Regions from separate parts of the Homo sapiens genome. Here all the other regions are linked to region 1. A link is a contact called in ENCODE Hi-C or POLR2A ChIA-PET data. All regions are on one chromosome and are shown on one strand. The core of a region is the stretch at or near the end of the contact, and the rest is flanking DNA. Distances in the headings are between cores, read along the strand shown. Region 1 overlaps ZBTB20 (zinc finger and BTB domain containing 20). Region 2 overlaps ZBTB20 (zinc finger and BTB domain containing 20). Region 3 overlaps ZBTB20 (zinc finger and BTB domain containing 20).

Evidence for each region. Hi-C counts contacts between places; a loop is a spot of excess contacts on that map. ChIA-PET counts read pairs that join two places held with the same protein, here RNA polymerase II (POLR2A). Pooled maps may share reads with other maps.
Region 2: a pooled map shows a loop between it and region 1 (2.1-fold over the local background). The contact joins two enhancer-like sites. A Hi-C loop is called at or near these places in 2 of 168 maps with a recorded cell type or tissue (GM12878 and mammary epithelial cell) and 4 of 50 pooled maps.
Region 3: a map of mammary epithelial cell shows a loop between it and region 1 (3-fold over the local background). The contact joins two enhancer-like sites. A Hi-C loop is called at or near these places in 1 of 168 maps with a recorded cell type or tissue (mammary epithelial cell). POLR2A ChIA-PET finds 5 or more read pairs at or near these places in 3 of 52 experiments (HEK293, PC-3 and activated B cell).

The regions. Positions count from the first base shown.
Region 1 is chr3:114,705,321-114,708,215 of GRCh38, forward strand. The region is part of intron 5 of ZBTB20 (zinc finger and BTB domain containing 20); the gene reads right to left. Among named protein-coding and RNA genes, the nearest start is that of MIR4796, 37 kb to the right of the region's middle. Within about 2 kb of position 1,436, at least 5 of the 41 ENCODE cell types and tissues checked have a DNase peak (open chromatin) inside an H3K27ac peak, as active enhancers do; they include mammary epithelial cell, where a contact is called at or near this core.
Region 2 is chr3:114,378,753-114,381,647 of GRCh38, forward strand. ZBTB20 (zinc finger and BTB domain containing 20) reads right to left here. Exons shown (of 12, transcript NM_001348800.3): 9 at 2,025-2,188; 10 at 1,465-1,652. The coding sequence starts at 2,035. All of the region lies in intron 7 of ZBTB20-AS1 (ZBTB20 antisense RNA 1), which reads left to right. Among named protein-coding and RNA genes, the nearest start is that of ZBTB20-AS1, 28 kb to the left of the region's middle. Within about 2 kb of position 1,524, at least 19 of the 41 ENCODE cell types and tissues checked have a DNase peak (open chromatin) inside an H3K27ac peak, as active enhancers do; they include mammary epithelial cell, where a contact is called at or near this core.
Region 3 is chr3:114,445,204-114,448,098 of GRCh38, forward strand. All of the region lies in intron 7 of ZBTB20 (zinc finger and BTB domain containing 20), which reads right to left. Among named protein-coding and RNA genes, the nearest start is that of ZBTB20-AS5, 6.9 kb to the right of the region's middle. Within about 2 kb of position 1,513, at least 8 of the 41 ENCODE cell types and tissues checked have a DNase peak (open chromatin) inside an H3K27ac peak, as active enhancers do; they include mammary epithelial cell, where a contact is called at or near this core.

The DNA.
Region 1 (2,895 bases), core at 186-2,685:
CATCCCTAGTATGCAGCACATGCCCTATACTAGAGAACTGAAATATGCAAAATTCCCCCCCAAAATTACTCCAATGATAGTGTGATGTGATTTAAAGCCTTAATAACTTCCAGTCTATGAACATTTTATGTCTTTTGCAAAGGATTATGGCAAACTGATAATATAGAATCAGATTGGAAATAAGACCACAAGAAGGCAAAGGGAAAATAGCAAAAGGAAGAAAGACCCACACCCACTTCTTCTTCCTCTCTTGGCACAACACTTCCAAAAACAAACACCCATTAAAAACAACAAACCCAGTATCAAAATTTGGTATTTTTTTCCCCACTCAAGTGTTAGAGACAAATTCAGAAAAGAAACTAAGTCTACGTATGGTAGGTAGTTTTATACAAATCTCTTCAGATAGTAACCAGTTGTGAGCCATCCGAACACGGAGGAATTTTACACTTTGGCCAGCTAACCCAGAACCCAGCACTGGGAGATGTCATGTGGATTTGTGAAACTCCCTGGGGCATACTGCATCCATAAGCCAAAGAACAGAAATTATACTGATCCATACATGCAGCTCTTCATCTGTGCCATATTGATAATTACTCTTCATTTGTGAATTAAATCCTAGTTATAAAAACAACTTTCAGACATTTGTCACAAATGGCACATTTTACTTAACTCTTTCATAACACCATCTAGCCACGGTCTATAGGAAATGGGAGCTACCATACTCCCATATAGGTCATGATATTATAGGAAGAATATGATGTAGAGAAAGAGAGAGAGAGAGAGAGACAGACTTGAGTTTGAATCCCAGGTTTTCCATTTATTAACAATAAAGCTGTAGGCACATCACTTAAATGATTCTGAAACCTCATTTTCATCACCTGTGGAATAAAGAATAAAACCACCTATTTTGCAGGAACGTTGTGAAGATTAGAGACATCCCAGCACAAAGACCCCCTCATAAAAGGGGGCATTAAATATTAATTATTGTATATTTAAGAAGTCTATTTGTGTGTGACTTTCTCTTGTATTAATGATACATAAATCTGCTGGGAGTAACAGAAGATGTGAGGTACTTTTTATGCTTTTTTAATCAAAGACAAACTTTTTGGTGATCACATGTGTTCCATGTAAAAGTGGAAATAAAAGCATATCACAGTGTAACATTTTCAGTGGACGATTTTAAAGCACTTAATAACCCTTGACTTTTTGTGATTGCTGGCACTCTCATTTAACAGTTGGGCAAAATGGGGTTCAGAGATACATCCTCCAAATCAGTAATAATAATAAAGAAATCACCAGCAGGGGTTAGTAGAAAGTCTGTTTTTAACATCTAAATCCCACAGTGTCCAGCTAAGGAATAACTGCTGCAAGGTCACAGATACAAAAGGCCACACTTTCCCCAAAGCTCTTTGAGATTATTCACTGAGGCCAAAACATTAGGTAATGCTGTGTACATCTGCTGAGATAACAAGGGTGAGTCAGGGTTAGGTCACGGTTTCAGGTTAGAGGGGTGGGGTGAAGAGTGGCTTTCAGATCAAATGACGAGAGTAGTTTAATTTAAGCAAAGAACAAACCATACAGTATTTTAAGTAAGAGGGGAAAAAAAGGGGGTGCAACTACAGCCAAGAGAAGGTGGGTGGGAATATAGACCCTGTGGGGGTCAAATGGGTAACTGTGGCTCAAAGAGGAAACCCACCCACATTCACACACACTGAAAAGCGAACAAAAAGCCCAGGGTGCAGCATAAATCCTGCTATCCCAATAACACACACAGATGTTCCACCATTGTTTTCTTTTATGCACATTTTAATTAAGAGATCAGAATCAAGCATTAAAATGTTATTAAATGGCTTGTTTACATTTTTGCTATATGTCATTTATAATGCATTTTCTAAATGTGTGTATATCTATTCGGAAGGACTATTTGGAATTTTTACATCAGTGCTACAATTGTCCCACTAACTCACAGTCATTTTTGCTAACCAAATATGTGTCAGAAATCCTTTTCAGTTTAAGCAACTGGACAGGAGCTCTCACTCTTTAATTCTCAGTCAAGCAATTCCCTACCCCCAATCACACCTCCTTTAAGCATGACAAAGTCCACCACAGTACTTCAAGACAATAGGAAGGCCCAGGTACACTGGCAACCTTTCTGATTTTTCACAAGAGTCCCAGTTTCAAATATTCTCCCATTGTGCTCACAAGAAAATAGTCTTCATATACATGCCCGACCCTTTCCCTAGAACAGTTTTGAAAATGTCGGGAACTCAAAGCTACCACATGAAGGACCCTGACCTATGAGTGTCCCCTGGAGGGGACACAGTGGAAGAAGCGGGAACTAGTAGATTTTTTTTTCCTCCCCACAATCCATCTTCTATTTGCAGTCTACAACTTATCCCTATTTGCCTGGGCAGGAATTTGAGTTCTCTATATTATTCTGGAGTTAAAACAGGTATGCCTTTCCCGTCTCTCAGATTCCACAGATATCATGACTGATGCACACAATCCACCTGCATATGTGGATCACAAGTATCCTGTAGTCTGCTGGCACCATATAACTTAATTACTTTTAACCACAGGGCATTGTCCTAGAAGCCCACTATTTATATTGTACCTTATCAATCATGGTACTTGGAATTGCAAAGTCTCAGAAAGCAGGAATCATATCTCCTCCACGTTCAGTTCAATGCCTAATGCATTGTGAGTGTTCAGTTAGGACAAGCAAGAGAGGTAAGGTTTTTTCTTTCTTTTTGTTATTTGTTTGTTATCCAGGATAAGCAGAATGCTTGTACAGAACATGCATAAGAAAGAAACGCAATCTAATCTCACTGTCAATTTATATTCTGTAAACTGTCTCATTTGCAGCATAAATGACTACAAAAATGTTTTGGTTAC
Region 2 (2,895 bases), core at 274-2,773, 330 kb before region 1:
GGCACTGTGCCACTCTACTTTCCAATTCTTTCTGTCATTACTATTACACTGAAGATTGCCAGGCAAGAAGGTCCAAGGATGTGACTATTAGGACGGTCCTCAGAACACAGTCCCTGCTTCTGCCCCCTGGTTTCTCTATAGAAGCCTCAACTTCGACTGTTCAAATCACATAGGCCACAGAGATTTGTCTCACGTTACTTCCCTTTTCATTTTCTAGTGACGGCTAGAATATGGTCTTAGCCCAACCTTAAATAGAACAAGCTCTCTTCACCCCAATCCTGCCGCCAGCTCATTTCCCTCTCTTTAGAGACTATCATGATGAAGCAAGTAGAGAATGGAATCTCCTGGACCATTGTCTCTTGCCTTCTTTGCAGAATTTTACATTTGTTCTGTCAGAAAAATAACAATAAAAGATTTAGAATCTCATTTCCTAATAATTTTTGTCTTTGTGGACAAAATTTTATTTTTGAAATAAAACTTTGCAGGTCTTATGTTACTCATTTTAAAGAAGAATATGCCAGTTATTTGCATGTTACCAGACATCCTTTATGGAGATCAGTTCAGAAGAGTTGTTGGGTATGTTAAGACTAAAAGGAATATTCTTTTGGATTCGACTCCAAAGTTATTTCATTCCTTTCCATTGTCAACACACATGTTTCTTTTTCTCTGAAGTATTGGGTTACATTTCAGAAAAAGAAAAAAATCTCCTAAACGTGATTTATCAACTTGCTTAAAATAGAATTAGAAGAAGTGACTCCCAGATTAGTGGGAAGATGGCAAAAATAAACAGCAAAGAAGTGATTTCAATAGCGACGATCTCATTAAGCTGCCCATTTCCAAATTTAGCCCTTAGGCAGTTTTTTTAATTAAAAAATATTTTTAACCTGGATTCTCATTGGCTGTGTGAAGTCTGGGTGGCTTCTGAATTCTTGGAAGCCATTCTCTTTTCTTCTGTAAATTTATGCTATCCTTTAACCACTTCAAAATAAATTAAAAACTGGAAAGACAGAAATTCAGCCAAGCTACATGAGACTCCAATAACTAATGCAAATCTGACTTGTGTTATGTAATTTCAAAATGGATGTTTCCTTGTGTCTAACTGGCCTTCTGAGGTCCACATTTGGTTGTTCAATTTAGTAATTGTGGAAGTGCCATTATCCAGATCAAGAATAAATGGATACCAGCAACAAAACTTCATTTTCTGGGTTAGTGTTATGAAAAGAACGTGTTTTATGTAATTAATCAGCCCTTTAAGGCCAAATGGCATGTCACCTGGCTTTTAAATACACTCTAGCTTTGCAAACTTATAGATATTGGCTGAATGAAAATGGTGGCACATTACTTTTGGCTGCTTTAGAAGACCAAATGCAAAGAGCTCGCTCTGAAAGTAGAAAAGCCAGAACCCAGGGTAGAAGCACTACTCCAAGCACTGCAAAGACACCATCACCTTAGTGGTGTACTCACAATCAGATGACCCGGTGTGAGCGTGAGAGTTTGTCAGTGAATGTGTTGAGTGGATGAGGGCTGGGTCTGGAGACAAAACAGCTTCAAAGTTCAGGCAGGGAAGGCCCGGCTTGGCGCTGGATCCACCCGGCTGAGTAATCTCATTCTCCTCAGATGCCTTCTGGTTTTCAGCTGTCTTGGGTTTCTTCCTGAAAATAAACAAAGGGCCCTTTGAAGGAACTGACTGCATATTTGGGAAAAGGCATTTTTAGAATCTGTTAAAGATAACTTGATTTTTTTTTTCTGAAGGGGGATGGGAGGGAGTCCAGTATGTCCCTTGTTTTAAAACAAGCTGATTCTTGTTTTTTTTCCCTCCAGTAATGGCCTAACTGGGAACACATGAAAGCATATGGGCCAAGCAAACAGCACCACATTTGGACTCTGTTGGCTGCATAAAAAGACCCTGTCCCAGAACTTTAGACAGCTTGAGCTACGTATGGCTGACATTATCCAAGAAAGCATCCCTCTTCCCCCCTTAGGAGTTTTAACATGGTCTGGAAAAATACTAGTGGAAGTTTTACCGTTCTAGCATTTGTCAGGAAGCTTAGAGACAGGACTCGTGGAGTAATGGGAGGAGCACTGGACTGGGAGTCAGGAGACTTGAGCTACCGTACTAGCTGTGCCTCTAACTTGCTGTGTGGCCTTGGGCACCTCACTTCACCTCTCTGGGCTTCAGTTTCCTCATCTGTAAAATAAAGGGCTTGGATTAGAAGGCCTTAAAGGTTCCTTCCAACTTTAAATTTCTACTCATGGACTACATTAAGGAACATTCAACTTTCCTGCTCTTATTAAGATTTTATTTTAAATAAAATTTCAAATCACAATTTAAATTTGCAGCCTGTACGGATGAGGGGGTAGTGATGGGAGGTTTCTGTTAGAGTAGCAAGTGAAAAGTGAAAAGAAGAGCTTAGATTCTAGTAGCTAAAGAGGGAAGGTGTCATGCAGAGATTTTTCTACTCCAACTCTTTACTCATCCTACGCCTAAGATTTTTGATTTGGTGCATCGTCCTGGAGTTTAGGGTGTGATTGTGTGTTTGGGACATGAGGAAGAGAAGGGTGAAGGGAATTAGAAAGTAATTGTTACTAATTGTTATATGGGGTCAGGAATAGGAAGTAAAACAGCACAGCTATCAGTCAGCTCAGGTCTCCTCTCCCCAGGACAATGCAACTGATATGAAATTAACAAATACTTAGCTTATACTACACAGACCCTAGACCACAGCCAAACTGGTTTATTAGTAATAGTTCCTGAACATTTCTCCAATTCCCTTGGATTTGTGTCTTTTTCTATCATTATGTGGACATGACCAGAAAAAGCATTTATTTTATTTGTAGAAGACTATGTGTGGTACAGAATTTGTTGTAAGTAGATTTGTTTCCATGTTTCCCTTG
Region 3 (2,895 bases), core at 263-2,762, 260 kb before region 1:
TTATGATGTTGTTATAAATCCTTGCAATAGTAAATTCTACAGTTAATTATAACCTATAGGAAAAAGTACTGTCCATATTTAGAATTGATTGACTCTTATTTTCCACATCTGTTAATTTTGCACCCAGCTATAGGGCTTTAAATAGCTCCCATAACTTTAATCATTAGCCCCCACTCAGTCATGACTTCTATGTCTCACCCTTCTGACCTTGCCCACTGAGTTCACTCTTACTGATGTAATCAAACATGTTTCATTGTAGTTGCATTCGTCACAGTGCTCATTAGAATTATCATCATTCCTACAGCACCTCAGTGCAATGAAATTGTGTGCCTATGCAATTTGTTGTTATTTTAAGTTCTTCAGCTGGAATTTTAAAAATCTAGATGGACAATTTTATTTTATCTGATCGATAAATATATATCCAGTTAAGTGCCTCTGAAAAATTGGTAAGAAAATTATTTATTAGAGCAAAATCTTAAGTCTAGAGAGATTTTTGTAAACTTGGACAGCAGCATTCACTGACCTTGAATCCACAGGTTCAAAATTTATTAGTGTCAAGTTAGTCTTTTAAAGCAATCCATTAAAGCAATAAGTATAAAATATATATGGTTTACATTTATGTATGTGTTGAATTTAATAAATTAGTCAGGAGTCAAGGTATTTTTAAAGAAATATTAAATCTGTTCTATATTGATCAATTAACTGACTTTCTAACTTAAAATATTCTTTTGCTGTAGTTAAAACCTTTTTTTCTTTTTAAAACAAACAGAGTACATAAACTGTAAGGTGGCAATGTAGTTCACTGCGACAATCTATATATTCCTTAACGTTTGTTCTTTTTATGGTCATGGTATGTAGAAACAAATAAATGTATAATAGTTTAAGTCCAGGAGTTTTTGCCTGACTAAATTCTAAACACATAGCTTAAATAAAGGGTTGAAAGCCTGGCATCTCATCATTACTGTTTATATGTTATAAGGTTTGCAGGGCCACCTTATAAAATATATAGTTGTTTATTTTCATGTTCAATAAATAAGTAGTGTGGGGTTTCAGACTGAGAATGGATTACAGATTGTTCTCTCCTGGTTATTTTTGGCTTTAAGTATATTGATCATTTTATCATTTTCTTGTTTTAAACTACTTTAAACACAGCACAAATGTTATTCTCATCATGCCAGAAATGGGTTTGGAATTGATTCTGAGTTTCCATCAATTTTACTCTTTGCTCTTTGTGAGAAGTTTTGCACTGCTTAAATTCGAAAGGATAGTTTTGTTTAAAAGATGTCACAGTACAACATTTAGAGAACCTTAGCTGCCCAGAAAAACTCAGATTTTCTGCTTTACAAAAGAATAAAAATCATCGAATTTATTACCCTGGACTTTATTGAAATCAGTGAAGAATATTCATACAAATACAGTTTCACGAACTTCCTCTCTCTCTTTCTTCATGTAAGTGTTTGACAAAAGCATGTATCTTCTGAGAAGCCGGCCTGATTGGTCCAGGTTGGCACTGTTTCAGTGTTTGGCCTACGGCGGCTGCTTAGGAATAATTTCATCTCATCCTCTCTATTTTCCTGGACTGTATCAAACTCAGACACGTGGTATGCAAAGGAAATCCAAGTCTTTTAAAAATGCTATTTCTTTTGGTACTAAAGCCAAGACCAGTTCTACTTTGGCCAAATGATCTTATCAAGATTTAACAAGAGATATTCAGTAATATCTCCAATCTGTGAGAAGACATTCCACTAAGGAAGATAATTTATTACATACAGTGTACATATATTTCTCCACTTGGTACCAGGAAGAGACATGATCAAACTTATTCTATTGGTACTGAAAACAATGTAACACTGACAAAAATTCTGTGGCAATTATTCATTTCAATTAATTTAAAAAGAAATAAACAAGTAGCTCTTCCCCCATTAAAACAGATACTGGAAATCTATTTTCAGTTATTGCTGAAAATATTTTGGCTTCCACAAAGGCACCTTACTAACACACTACTTTGCCCTCCACTGTGCTGTCACAATTCAGAACTTGTAACATTTTATTCAGGTACTCTAGACTAATTAGATGAAACAACTGCATTACAGTATTAAGATGCTTTTGTAGAATTAAATGAAAGGAGATCTGCACAGTTCAGATAGCTTGGAAGATTTGCAATGAATATCACCAAAATCCTGCATGTGCAATATATTTTTCTACATTTACAAATTAGCTAATGAATAAGTGTATTCCACAATAACTGCTAGGATTTAATTTCACACTTAAGAATATCAACAAACACAGAGAGAAATTTAGATAGGTAAACTCCATTTCCCTTCCCACCCCACCCTAGTGCTCCCCTGCACTGTTTGCATTTCAGAACAAATGCTTCATGTCTCTTGAAAAGCGCCAGGAAATCTCTTCTCTAGCTATGCAGGCCTCAATTTTATGTGTGTAGTATGACACACCTTAAAAGAGAGAGCCCCACAAACTAGAGTGGGACGTTAATTTAAATACAGACTTAAGGAGAAGAGCTCCATCTACTGAATCAGTTAGATCATAGTGTGTACCCTATAGTTATCCCATTCACTACTTTCAACCACTTAGAGGCTCTGGAGGGAACAGGAAAGTTATAGACCTGAGCAACCATGAAAAACAGCTTTGAGCCTAATGCCATTTGGGATATTTCTCGGATACCCTGAGCCCCTTTCCTTTGCCCCTCCAATTTCAAAGCTTTCCATGTTGCAATATAAAATAAAAATGGATGTTTTGCTATATGAACCATCCCTTGGAAGTAGAAAGTCATTGGTTGTTGAAGGAAATGTCTCAGACAGTTGAAGAGAAAGCTACAGAAAGAAAATCTCTAGCTGGCAGGTTGGGCAGCCTAGGTAAGAAGGGAAAAGAAGAGTA